Regions from separate parts of the Homo sapiens genome. Here all the other regions are linked to region 2. The links are chromatin contacts, found by Hi-C in ENCODE. All regions are on one chromosome and are shown on one strand. Each heading gives the region's core, a stretch centred on a gene start or an enhancer-like site at or near the end of the contact. The rest is flanking DNA. Distances are from core to core; before and after follow the strand shown.

What was found. Hi-C counts contacts between places; a loop is a spot of excess contacts on that map. Pooled maps may share reads with other maps.
Region 1: a loop to region 2 is called in a map with no recorded cell type, with 4 times the contacts of the local background. The contact joins two enhancer-like sites. A Hi-C loop is called at or near these places in 4 of 37 single-sample maps with no recorded cell type and 4 of 50 pooled maps.
Region 3: a loop to region 2 is called in a map of B cell, with 12 times the contacts of the local background. The contact joins two enhancer-like sites. A Hi-C loop is called at or near these places in 1 of 168 maps with a recorded cell type or tissue (B cell), 3 of 37 single-sample maps with no recorded cell type and 1 of 50 pooled maps.

The regions. Positions count from the first base shown.
Region 1 is chr13:46,666,803-46,670,477 of GRCh38, reverse strand. LRCH1 (leucine rich repeats and calponin homology domain containing 1) reads right to left here. Exons shown (of 20, transcript NM_001164211.2): 3 at 1,322-1,448. Among named protein-coding and RNA genes, the nearest start is that of LRCH1, 120 kb to the right of the region's middle. RefSeq lists enhancers at 2,127-2,176, 2,237-2,456, 2,972-3,021. Within about 2 kb of position 2,362, at least 21 of the 41 ENCODE cell types and tissues checked have a DNase peak (open chromatin) inside an H3K27ac peak, as active enhancers do.
Region 2 is chr13:46,981,650-46,985,453 of GRCh38, reverse strand. No RefSeq gene overlaps it. Among named protein-coding and RNA genes, the nearest start is that of HTR2A, 86 kb to the right of the region's middle. Within about 2 kb of position 1,458, at least 5 of the 41 ENCODE cell types and tissues checked have a DNase peak (open chromatin) inside an H3K27ac peak, as active enhancers do; they include B cell, where a contact is called at or near this core.
Region 3 is chr13:46,594,275-46,598,079 of GRCh38, reverse strand. All of the region lies in intron 1 of LRCH1 (leucine rich repeats and calponin homology domain containing 1), which reads right to left. Among named protein-coding and RNA genes, the nearest start is that of LRCH1, 43 kb to the right of the region's middle. RefSeq lists a silencer at 2,644-2,693. Within about 2 kb of position 2,344, at least 8 of the 41 ENCODE cell types and tissues checked have a DNase peak (open chromatin) inside an H3K27ac peak, as active enhancers do; they include B cell, where a contact is called at or near this core.

The sequences.
Region 1 (3,675 bases), core at 1,113-3,612, 320 kb after region 2:
GTAGGTCTCTTGCTAGGTGCTTTACCTGGGAGAACATTTAAACTTGGGCAACCTCTGCCGTTGTATGGAAGAGGAAAAGCTGAGCAGAAAAATGAACCGCTGCCATGGTCCTTCACAACATTCCAGTGTCTTGTCCTAGTCACTCATGACCTGTGACCAAATGTCTTCATCGTAAGTGATCTGATGGACCCCTGTATCCTCTAACCAACGCTGACTTTTGGTGTGAGCTAGCTGGAATGAGTTTTGGACAATGCTATCAAATAATCCATGAAAAAGACACTTTCTATAGCTCTAACGTCTTTCTACAGCAATTATTAATTTCTATATTAAAGTCAAAGTTGATACGTATGTGACATGGGTGCCATCACTCTCCTAGCCCAATCCCACTAAAGACATGACTAAGCAATCACAGCATTCTCTATCTGGGCCTCACAGGCCAGCACCGTGGTGCTCCGGGTGGCCCCAGAGGAGTTGGCACAAAAGACAAAACTTATTGGCCATCATTGTTCTAGACTGGAATCTACTGAAAGACAGGTACTGTGCCCTTTTCATCATTTAATCACATCAAGCCCTGTGCCTGACACAAGATCAGGATGGAATAAGCCAATGCTTAGATGATAAATGAAGACTATCACCTTTCAGCCTGACTGCTAACTCCTGCTTCTTCCTTCACCTATGTTAGCTCAATGGAAGTTTAGAAAGTATTCATTCTTTCCCAATTTAGAAAAAGGGTAAATAATTAAATTAGTAGTGAAAGAGCTGAAATATAACAGTGCATCTCAGCTTCACACACATTTGTAATCCATCTCTGCTCATCTATAGCTTGTTCTCCTTTTCTATCCCTAGGGACACGGTCACATTTTAAAATTACAACGATTTGCGACAATGATTTCTAAAATCTCGACAGAATCAGAGCACCCCATTCTTTCTGTCTTCTGACTTAATTTTATACCTTCATGAAGTGTGGCCTACTAACTTATTTGGAGATTATTTTGGCAGTTTAGCCATAATTTTTTACAAATTTATATGCAATCTGAAAATACTAACTACAACATGATAGCCCATAAACTTCAAAAACGGCAAATCCTGCAAACTTCAGGAGCTGTAAATTACAGGAAGCCTTTAAATTCCAGGAACTGTGTCTGTCACAGTGAAGTTTCAAAGCTGTTCCTCTCCCCACTTAATGTCTTTATCATATACCTGCCCTCAAACAACAGAGGCTCTACCTTGTCCAACCGTAGCAAAAAGGTTTTCTGAATACCTTGAGAGGCTATGATCAGTCAACCAACAAAAAAGAGCATCTTAAAAATCGGTAACATACCAGCTCCATTAACTGTTTGAGCTGACCTATCTCTTCTGGTAATGATCCAAGTTTGTTGTTACTTGCGATTAAGACTTTGAGAGGCAGACCACACAGGCAGGCAGGCAGGGCGGACAGCTGATTTCGACTGCAAAGACAATACAACAAGAACACATGTAAACAGAAAGGCCACTTCATACTGTCTGTGAACCTGTTTTTAACAAGAAAGGAAAAAGGAGTGATCTGAGAAGACATTTTACAAATACAAGAAGTCCAATATATTTTCTGTGTGACAACTCAAATGACAAGTATGTAAGAAAACAAAATATGTTTTTCTTTTTTTAAAAAAAAATAAAAAATAAAAAATAAGGGTATGGGCAGTTCTCAAAGAGACAACTTTATTCAACACAAGGAATGCCATCAAAGTCCCCCCGCCACCCCGCCACCCCGCCACCGCCACTTAGAAGCTGAGCCCTCGGCCAGCCAGGAGGCAGATGGAGAGCACATCCTGCACAACCAATAGCAACGGGAAGCTGGTGCCAACTGCCCTCTCCTGACAATGTGTGCAGGAAACTCAGCTGGACCAAAGCAACCAGCACCACACAGGCATCATTTCATCCATTGCAGTAGGGATGGGGAAGATAATTTTGCTGCAACTCACAAAACCACCGGGCTCATTTCCAACATTTTGACTCAGCTTCCTTTTGTTAAAACAAGGGTTGCTACAGTTTAAGTCTGTTTTGGTATCTGCAAGAGAGCTAACTAAAAGAGAAAGAAAGGAAAGTTGGTCTTCTGGCAAAGTGGAACTGCAGCCCAGAGGGGTTTAGTTCCACAGAGCAGCCAAAAAAGTCTAAGTTGATGTCTCATCTCTGCTCTACAAGAAGAGGGTCTCTACCCAGAAGTTTCTGAACTTTCTATCATCAATGCTTAGTTTTCATGGAGATGGAAAATACTAGATAAATAAAATCTACGAACCATCCTTATTTATATGTCAGCCATTTATTTCAATCTCCTCCCCCACAAAAAGCCCCTTTTTCCTGCTACCAAGCAAAAAGACAGATGGGTTTCAGTTTCCCTTTCTTTCTCTGCCCTTCTGGTGTTGAAGCCAACAACCACAGAGTGAAATATCTAAAAATCTGTATGTCATTCAGTGTAACTATTTAATAAAACTGCTGTGTGTTTGCACACACATGCATAAAGTTTCAGAAGCTGTGTTCCTGTGTGAGTGTATTTATAGACATGCATGTATCTGTGTATGTGAGGGGGAGAGACAGACAGAATGGAAATACACCAAAATACTATCGGTACTCCTCTTCGGGTATAGGTACAATGGATGGTTTTTATTTCCATTATTATACTTTGATGTATTTTCCAAACTTTCTACAAGTGCTTTTATCATCAGGAAAGAAACATCATTATAAAATGATAAATGTGACCTGGATATGTGTTACGAGTGCTCCTATTTGTGAAAATTCTTTATTTTTTATTTTTTATTTTTTTAATTATACTTTGAGTTCTAGGGTACATGTGCACAACGTGCAGGTTTGTTATATATGTATACATGCGCCATGTTGGTGTACTGCACCCATTAACTTGTCATTTACATTAGGTATATCTCCTAATGCTATCCCTCCCCCCCTCCCCCCACCCCACGACAGGCCCCGGTGTGTGATGTTCCCCTTCCTGTGTCCAAGTGTTCTCATTGTTCAATTCCCACCTATGAGTGAGAACATGAAAATTCTTTGAGATGTATACTTATGATCTGTGCACTTTTCTGAATATATGTCATTCTTCAATTAGAAGTTTGACTCTCCTCCATATGAGGGAGCAGAAATCTGGTTAACTGAAGGGCAGCTCTACCTGATGAGCTCAGAAAAAGCAGGTGCTGTGCTGTGGAAAGAACCTTTCTAATCTGGGCACGGCCTTGTCAACACCTTGATATCTCTGCTGCTCCAGGGCACTCAATTACCCATGTAACTATGTTTTAGCAAGAAGAGATACAGTCATATCTTCTCTCCATTGTGCAGACCCATGGAAAAAGCTATTTCCAGAAAGAGGCAGATTTTTCTTTAAGAGGGTCCAGCAGAAGGAGGGAGGAGATTGAGTGCCCTCCTGGTAGGTTCCTGGCTTGCAAAAGACCAACCAGCTCTTCACTTTCCCTAGTTAGCAGGATTGGACCAAGAGAATAAGGGCAATGGGCCCGCACTGGCACTCTCTCCTGGTCTCTGGGGACGGTGGAAGGGAGGAGCTAGGGCCAGCAGCCTGTGTTTCTGCCTCTCACATCCCTCCCAAGGCTCTCTCTCACCAGCAGGGGCTCAGTGGGACTCTTTTGGCTGGAGGAGGGGGTCTTCCTGTTACCCTGCTGTGAGGGCTTT
Region 2 (3,804 bases), core at 209-2,708:
ATGTTTAAGTGGTTCTTTGGGGGAGAACTCACTGTCATGAAGAATGCAAATGAAAACAGAATAATAAAATGCATGTGGAACTATTTATCTGTTTGTTCCTAAGAATAAGAGATTTTTTTATTCTTGGTATTTCTCCTGGTAATTTTTATTCCATAACTCACATTTCTGGTTTTTTTAAATGAATTTATCAACCAAATGTGATTAGGTACAGGCATGTTTTGTATCTGCAGAATCCAGGAACAACCTCTACCATTCTTATAAATCAAAGATTGGTGAGCTATCAGTACTATGGTCTGAGTATAGGGAAATTCAACTAATACATTTTGTATAAAACCAACCAGAGGCAGGAATAGGCTGTTTATAATTTAAAGAGATTCATTCAACCTATACTGACCTTTCCTTCTCTATGATATTTAAATTCACATACAACACACTTGATACTTCTCTAATAGTTACATATCTGTTAGTTTTTCTCCCCAAATTATTCAATGTTTTTGAGAGGAAACAGAATTGTTTGAACTACATTTAATGAACAAATACATTTCTCTCAAAAGACTATCAGTGCCAGGCATGGTGGCTCACACCTATAATCTCAGCACTTTGGGAGGTCGAGATGGGGAGATCACTTGAGATCAGGAGTTCGAGACCAGCCTGGCCAACATGGCAAAAACCCCTCTCTACTAAAAATACAAAAATTATCCAGGCTTAGTGGCACACACCTGTAATCACAGCTACTCGGGAGGCTGAGGCAGGAGAATCGCTTAAACCCGGGAGGCAGAGGTTGCAGTGAGCTGAGATCATGCCAATGCACTCCAGCCCGGGAGACAGAGTGAGACTGTCTCAAAAAAAAAAAATGTTTATTGAAGTTCCGATGAAAATTAATTTGGAGTAATTGAGGCAATAGAGTGAGACTCTGTCTCAAAAAAAAAGAACATTAAAATTAATTTCATACTAATTAAATCTAATGTACAAACTAAACTTAGTTTCACCTCTAATTTAGTCTTTACATATATGATTCCCAAGAAAAATACCACAGGTTACAGAAATCCAACTATTTCAGTTTCAAAGGGGGAAAAATAAGCTATTATATGACAAGCTAGTCAACAGATTCCTAAATCAGCCAGTTATTACTGATGTTATTCTTTTCAAGGGAAAGTAGACTATGCCAAAATTTTCAAAAATACAAATGTATATTTAATCCAAAATAACACTGCAATGACAATGATCTCAGTACCTCAGGATATACTCAGTAAATAAACACTTTCTGGCTGATGAATAGGTGCAGAGGTCAATAATGTGCTCCTAACAGGACTGCTCTTACATGAAAGGCATGATTCACAAGAGGAAGTTCCTGTTACTACACCCCAAAGGGTTCTCAAGGCCTGAATGCCTTCCTAGAGATACTTGTGTTTGCATGCCAAGCCATCACATAAAACTGAAAGCACAGAAAAGGTCTCACAGGTGTCTTAAAGATACAAGTACAGCAGGACAGCAGAGGTGTAGTGAGCTGGTAGCTGGACTCGGGATCTGGAAGATGGAAACAAAGAGTATAGGGTATGCCATAGGTCTCAATATTATAATGTTGGACAAAAGCCTGTGGTTGAAAAGATAATGAACATGCAGTTTAGTGACCAAAATAAGGGAGTGAATGTACGGAAAAACATTTTTCACAATGCCTACCTTACAGCATGTGCATGATAGGTGGTTTTTTAATGATTTTGTAGTATATGGGATCAGAAGCCCTGTCTGCAAAACTCCATACAAGGTCCCTCTCTCCCTGCCCATGACTACCAGCCACATTCTGAAAGGAATGGGTATGATGACCTGCAGGGGGATCGATGCCAGATACTAACAAATTATACCCCAGTGAAAATTCAGCAGAAGAGAGGAGTTCAAGATGGGAAAATCCCTTCTCATTTGGACCCACTTGGTCTCTGCAAAAAGCCATTCCTGCCACCAGCACCCAGTGGGCTGTGCTGTTCATGGGGGATACACAGCCTGGTGCTAAATGGAGCGCTGCTGCTAAAATCAGCTTATCACAGCTCTGCTCTTTTCTTCTTTTGACCAAGCTTGCATCACAGGGACCACAACAAAGAAAGGGCTTCCTGCATTTTGCAGAAGTGAAAAAAGATCAAAGATTCAGTCTGGGACAGACCTGAGAAGTTCAGTGGCCACATATACAAAGCCAAAATCGATGTACAGTCAGAGAAGGGAACCTCAGATTTGAGATTGAGACTGTGATGAAAAGTCCAGGCAATCAATCTAGGTCTGATAAATCAGTTTCCTAATTTTACAGACAGGAAAACCATATTTGAGAACTATTCCCACGTGCCTTCACCAGCCAGTAAAAGAGGGACAAGAACCCTACCTACCAGGGCCCAGTGCCAACATCTGTTCTGCCACAGTGCTATTCCTCAGAACAAGGGTTAGTGAACACACCTGGCTAGGGATGCTAAGGGCTAAGGCAAGTTCTGGTGAAGCTTCCCTGAACTTCCTGTTCCAAAACCAATCACCCTCCTCCATCCATGTAAAAGGGAAGGACACCTATTTCTAATTTCAGACCTAGCTCCCTCTATACTTTTACTCACCCCTTCTTACTGCCTTACACCAGGGAAACCCTATATTGCATAGATACACATCTATATATAATGTTGTAATTATTATTCTATGTCTTTTCAAAAGCAAAGATAATTTGTTTTAAAAAGGCAAAACTATGGAGACAGTACAAAAGCTCAGAGGTAGCTGGGGTTTGGGGATAGGGAGGAAGGAATAGGCAGAGCACAGAGGATTTTTAAGGCAGTGAAAATACTCTGTATGATACTTTAATGGTGAACACATGACATTATACATTTATTCAAACCCATAGAATGTACAACAGCAAGAGTGAGCCCTAATATAAACTGTGAACTTTGAGTGATGATAGCGATATGTCAATGTATGTTCATTGATTGTAACAAATGTACCACACGGGTGGGGGGTGTTGATAATGGAGGAGGCCAGCAGGGGAGGGCAGTGGGTATATGGGATGTCTTTGTACCTTCTTCTCAATATTGCTGTAAATCTAAAACTGCTTGAAAAAAGTAATCATCCACATTATGAACACTAATATCATGAATCACTGAAAAACTCACAGGTTTTCCTAAACCAGGGGCTTCAATAAATCAGTTCGCATTTAACATATCTATCTTCAGGTCCAAAATTTAACATGGTTCATTTGTTTATTTTCTACCTTTCACAGGAATTTGGTACAGATAGGTGGGAGGAGCAACAGATGATGGCAGTTCCATTGGATACTATATTCTTTTTAAAAAAGAAAGTAGTAGAAAATACTTAACATAAAATCTAGCCTTTTAGCAAATCTCAGTGTACAGACAGAACGGTGTGGTTTACTATATGCACATTGTTGTAGGGCAGTTCTCTTGAACTTATTCATTTTGGATGACTGCAACTCTGTATCCATTGAACAGCAATTCCCCATTCTCCCCACTCCTGGAAACCATCACTCTACTTTCTGCTTCTATAAGTTTGACTGTTCTAGAAACCTCATCTAAGTGGAATCATGCAATATTTGGCCTTTTGTGGCTCACTTATGTCACATAGCGTAAAACCCACAAGATTCATCCATATAGCGTGGGACAGAATTTCCTTAAGACTAAATAATATTCTATTATGTGTTTCTATTTCACATATTCTCAATCCATTCATCCACTTACAAACATGTAAGTTGTTTCCACCTCTTGGTCATTGTGAATAGTGCTGCAGTAAGCATGGGAGTGCAAGTATCTATCTGAGGCCTTGTTCTGA
Region 3 (3,805 bases), core at 1,095-3,594, 390 kb after region 2:
TGAACTCCTTACCTCAGGTGATCTGCCTGCCTCGGCCTCCCAAAGTGCTGGGATTACAGGCATGAGCCACCGCACTCAGCCCACACAGTGATCCTTGTTATTCATGATGGTAGTTCTGTCTATGAAGTTGCCTTGAACACCGCCATAGGAAATACTAATCCTTAGCTTCTGGGGGAAACACAGGGTTAGGTTCCTGCAAGCCTCTGGTCACAAAATTTTCATCAACCAACTTATAACGTCATTTTATGTGTGTTTCTGTTTTTTAAAAAAAAAATGGCTTATTTGATCTAAGTTGTTGGTTCATTGACACTAAACTCACAGCCAACAGCACTAAAGCCCATGCCTGAAGAAAGCTTAGCTAACACATGTATTTTTCCCTATAAGGCACATCACAGCCTTCTTGCACTTAAAAACACTGGACAGGGCCAGGCGCGGTGGTTCACGCCTGTAATCCCAGCACTTTGGGAGGCCAAGGCTGGTGGATCACCTGAGGTCAGGAGTTCAAGTCCAGCCTGTTCGACATGGTGAAACCCTGTCTCTACTAAAAATATAAAAATTAGCCGGGCGTGGTGGCTGATGCCTGTAACCCCAGCTACTTGAGAGGCTGAGGCAGGAGAATTGCTTGAACCCGGGAGGCGGAAGTTGCAGTGAGCCAAGATCAAGCCACTGCACTCCAGCCTGGGCGACAAGAGTAAGACTCCATCTAAAAAAAAAAAAAGTCCTACTGGACAGTTCTTTAGCCCTATATTTGGGGAGCCATTTTAAACAGTGAAATCACCAAGAAAAAGCCCAAAAATGCAGAAGACATGGCACTGAATTGTCTGCATCCAGGACACTCGTTTACAGTATGAGAACTGAGGCAAGAAGGCAGAGTGTCACCTTGTTCAACCTCCACCGGGTACGTGTACCTTGAGCTACTCAAATTTTTTTGCTGCTCTGTACATATCCACCAATGACCACAAAGAGTCCTCACGGATGGATTTGGGGCTTACAAATACATTTTAGCAAGTAGGCCAATTTCACAGATACAGAATTCTCAAAGATTGAGGATCGACTGTATTAACCCATTTGGGAATTTTCTTAGACCTAAACTTAGAGTAATAGATAGGAAGTCTATTCAAACCTTTCTGGGGGAAACTTTTAAAAGGTCACTTGAAAATTCAAGGGCTCTGAGCTACATACATAGAGCACTAGTTACTATCTTCCTGGGGTGGTGAAAATGTCCTCTTCACTCCCCCAAATTCAGCAGGCAAAATGCTGGGCAAATGATCGATTGCCATGGACCTAGCCATGTTGACTACCAGCATCTACCACCTGCGTAACTTTGCGTGACTTTGATCCAATCGCAAGCTGTTCCTCTACCCATGACGGGATTTCCCACAGTCTCCAGAAGGCACTTCCTGAAAATCATTCCCTTTGTCTATTCATGCCTTTAACATGTCATCTCAATGTAGCTTCAAGTTAGAATTCACTGACATTCTTTCATATTCTAACAAAGATGTCTCTGTTCCAAGATCGCTATTTCATTTCCAGATATATGCTAAGATAAAATTCAAAATTTAAAAAATGCCCAATTTTTCCAATTTGCTATTCATAGCAGCACCAAGTGTCTTAAATCATAAAAATGGAAACATCTGACAGACATACTGCAACTACAAGATCCTTATAAAGTAACACATGATTTTTTTTATCTCCCTGGAGAAGTAAAGATGCTTTGATTTATAGTCATGATCAGACTGTACCAAAACATGCTGCCTCCTTGAAGCAGGTAATATTTAGGGCTGCAATACAAGCTTTCCTCGGTGTTCATTAGGATCACAGTGTTTCTTCAGAGCTGCAGGAAACATTCAAAATTCACCAGCCCTTTATCTATTAGAAGAGATAAGCACTCAAGATGTGTTCCCAGGGAAAAAAACATTTTTGATCATGTCAACTCCCTCATCTATGATAACCATCCAAACCTCAGCTCCTCCTCCTTTCCTTTGAAACTAAAATAGGAAGCACTGGCATGAAAAACTTCTGCTTTTTAAAGTCTCAAAACTGGTTACTTGTATTTAAAAGCCTTTTTGCCTGTTTAAAACTAAAAACACTTTTACACCTTCATTAAAGTTATGACCGATGTGTTTAATTTTAAAGACATAGCTGCCATTCTTAATTACTTCCTCTACCTTTAACATCCCTGTCTTACATAAAATATTCAAAAAAAAAAAAACAATGTGAGGCCGTGCTTTGGATTCCATGTGGCCAATTTCACTCTGTGGCAGTTGCCAGCAGAACTCCACATCTAGAACAACCAGTATGTGCCTAAGGCCTTTCCTGTTCTTTTTGTTTCCTTGAGTTTATTCCTGTCAGGTGTAAGCACTCCAGAAATGTAGAATTATGACATAGGAACTCACACTGAGTCATAGCTGGAACTCATCTCTTCTGAGTTCACAATTAAAAACAAATGAAATCTAAAATTACATTGAAAACATAAAGGTAGATGGAAGTTTAAAGTGCAGATGTGGCTTCAGCCCCAGCTGGATATGCTCAGGGGGGAACAGATGTCAGTAATAAACCTAGGAGAGCTACAAAAGTTAGCTTATATCCATCACCAAGTGAAAATGCTGACGTACATATAAAACTGTGCCCTGCCTGCTTTCCTACCCAGTCTGAGTGTGCAATATGGAAACAGCCTGGAAAAGAACCCAGAAACCCTGTGGAGATGCAGAGCAGGTCTGCCACATCAGCGGTGAGGAAGTCACTTACTGCATGGTCGGGGTAGGCTAGCCATGCAGCACCATCAGGAAAGGTATGGTTTCTTCTAACACTTGGCACCTGGCCTATGCATCCTCTAAGTTCACCAAAGAAAGAAAACACATAATCTGCGGTTACATTCATTAAAGTCTGCCACAGGAGAATAGGGTTCTCGATGGGTATGGGGAGATGACAGAACAAAACTATAAATGACCAGGAATGGAATAAAATTAAACCTAAAGTGACCAGGGCAAAAAGCAAACCCCAGAATGATCATCATGGTATTAATAATTACATAAAGACTATAAACTCAGAAGAAGCTAGGAGAACACCCAGAGCCTGAAAGTTGGAGAAGGTTATAGCTGCCACACTCTTTAGATGAAGTTCATTTATGAGACTTTCTTTATATAGCCTGTATAGTTACATAAACTAGAGTCAATCAGGTTTTTCTAAACTGCGCTCTTGTTACTAGATCTTATTACAGTCTTCACATTTCAGAGCTAAATTAAAAAAACACACACATTTAGCCATATGTTTTCTATGGAAAGCACTAACCATACATTTGAAAATGAGGGTGACTTTCTTTTTTGTATTTTGCAGCCAGGATATTTTATTCACCAAAATTAAGCGAAGCAGTTCCTACTTATGAACTCATATGAACTAATTCAGCCCCGTCAAATCGAGAAACTTTAAATATTAAATTCTACTGTACAATCTCAGCTGGAAGTCATCTCTCTCTCCACCAACCTTCCAGGGCACTTGGCACCTATCCTATAATGCAAACATTCTGTGTAGCTCAAGGAGGTGGCCTGATTTGGTGCATTCAACAGTGGCTAGAGGTCTAAGCCTCTTTGCTTCTGCAGGGAGACAAAGAAAAATCATTTACTATTTTGCAAAGATCGCTTCATTGAATTTTCTTGGGGTCAATAGCCCTTAGCAGAAAACAAGTATTCCACACTTGTTCTATAAGGTTCTAGGAGGTTCTTACAAACCTCATCAGCAAGTAGTATTTTTTACATAACTTGCTATTAGCTTGGAAATTTACTACAGTCTCTGTTTATTTTCTTCA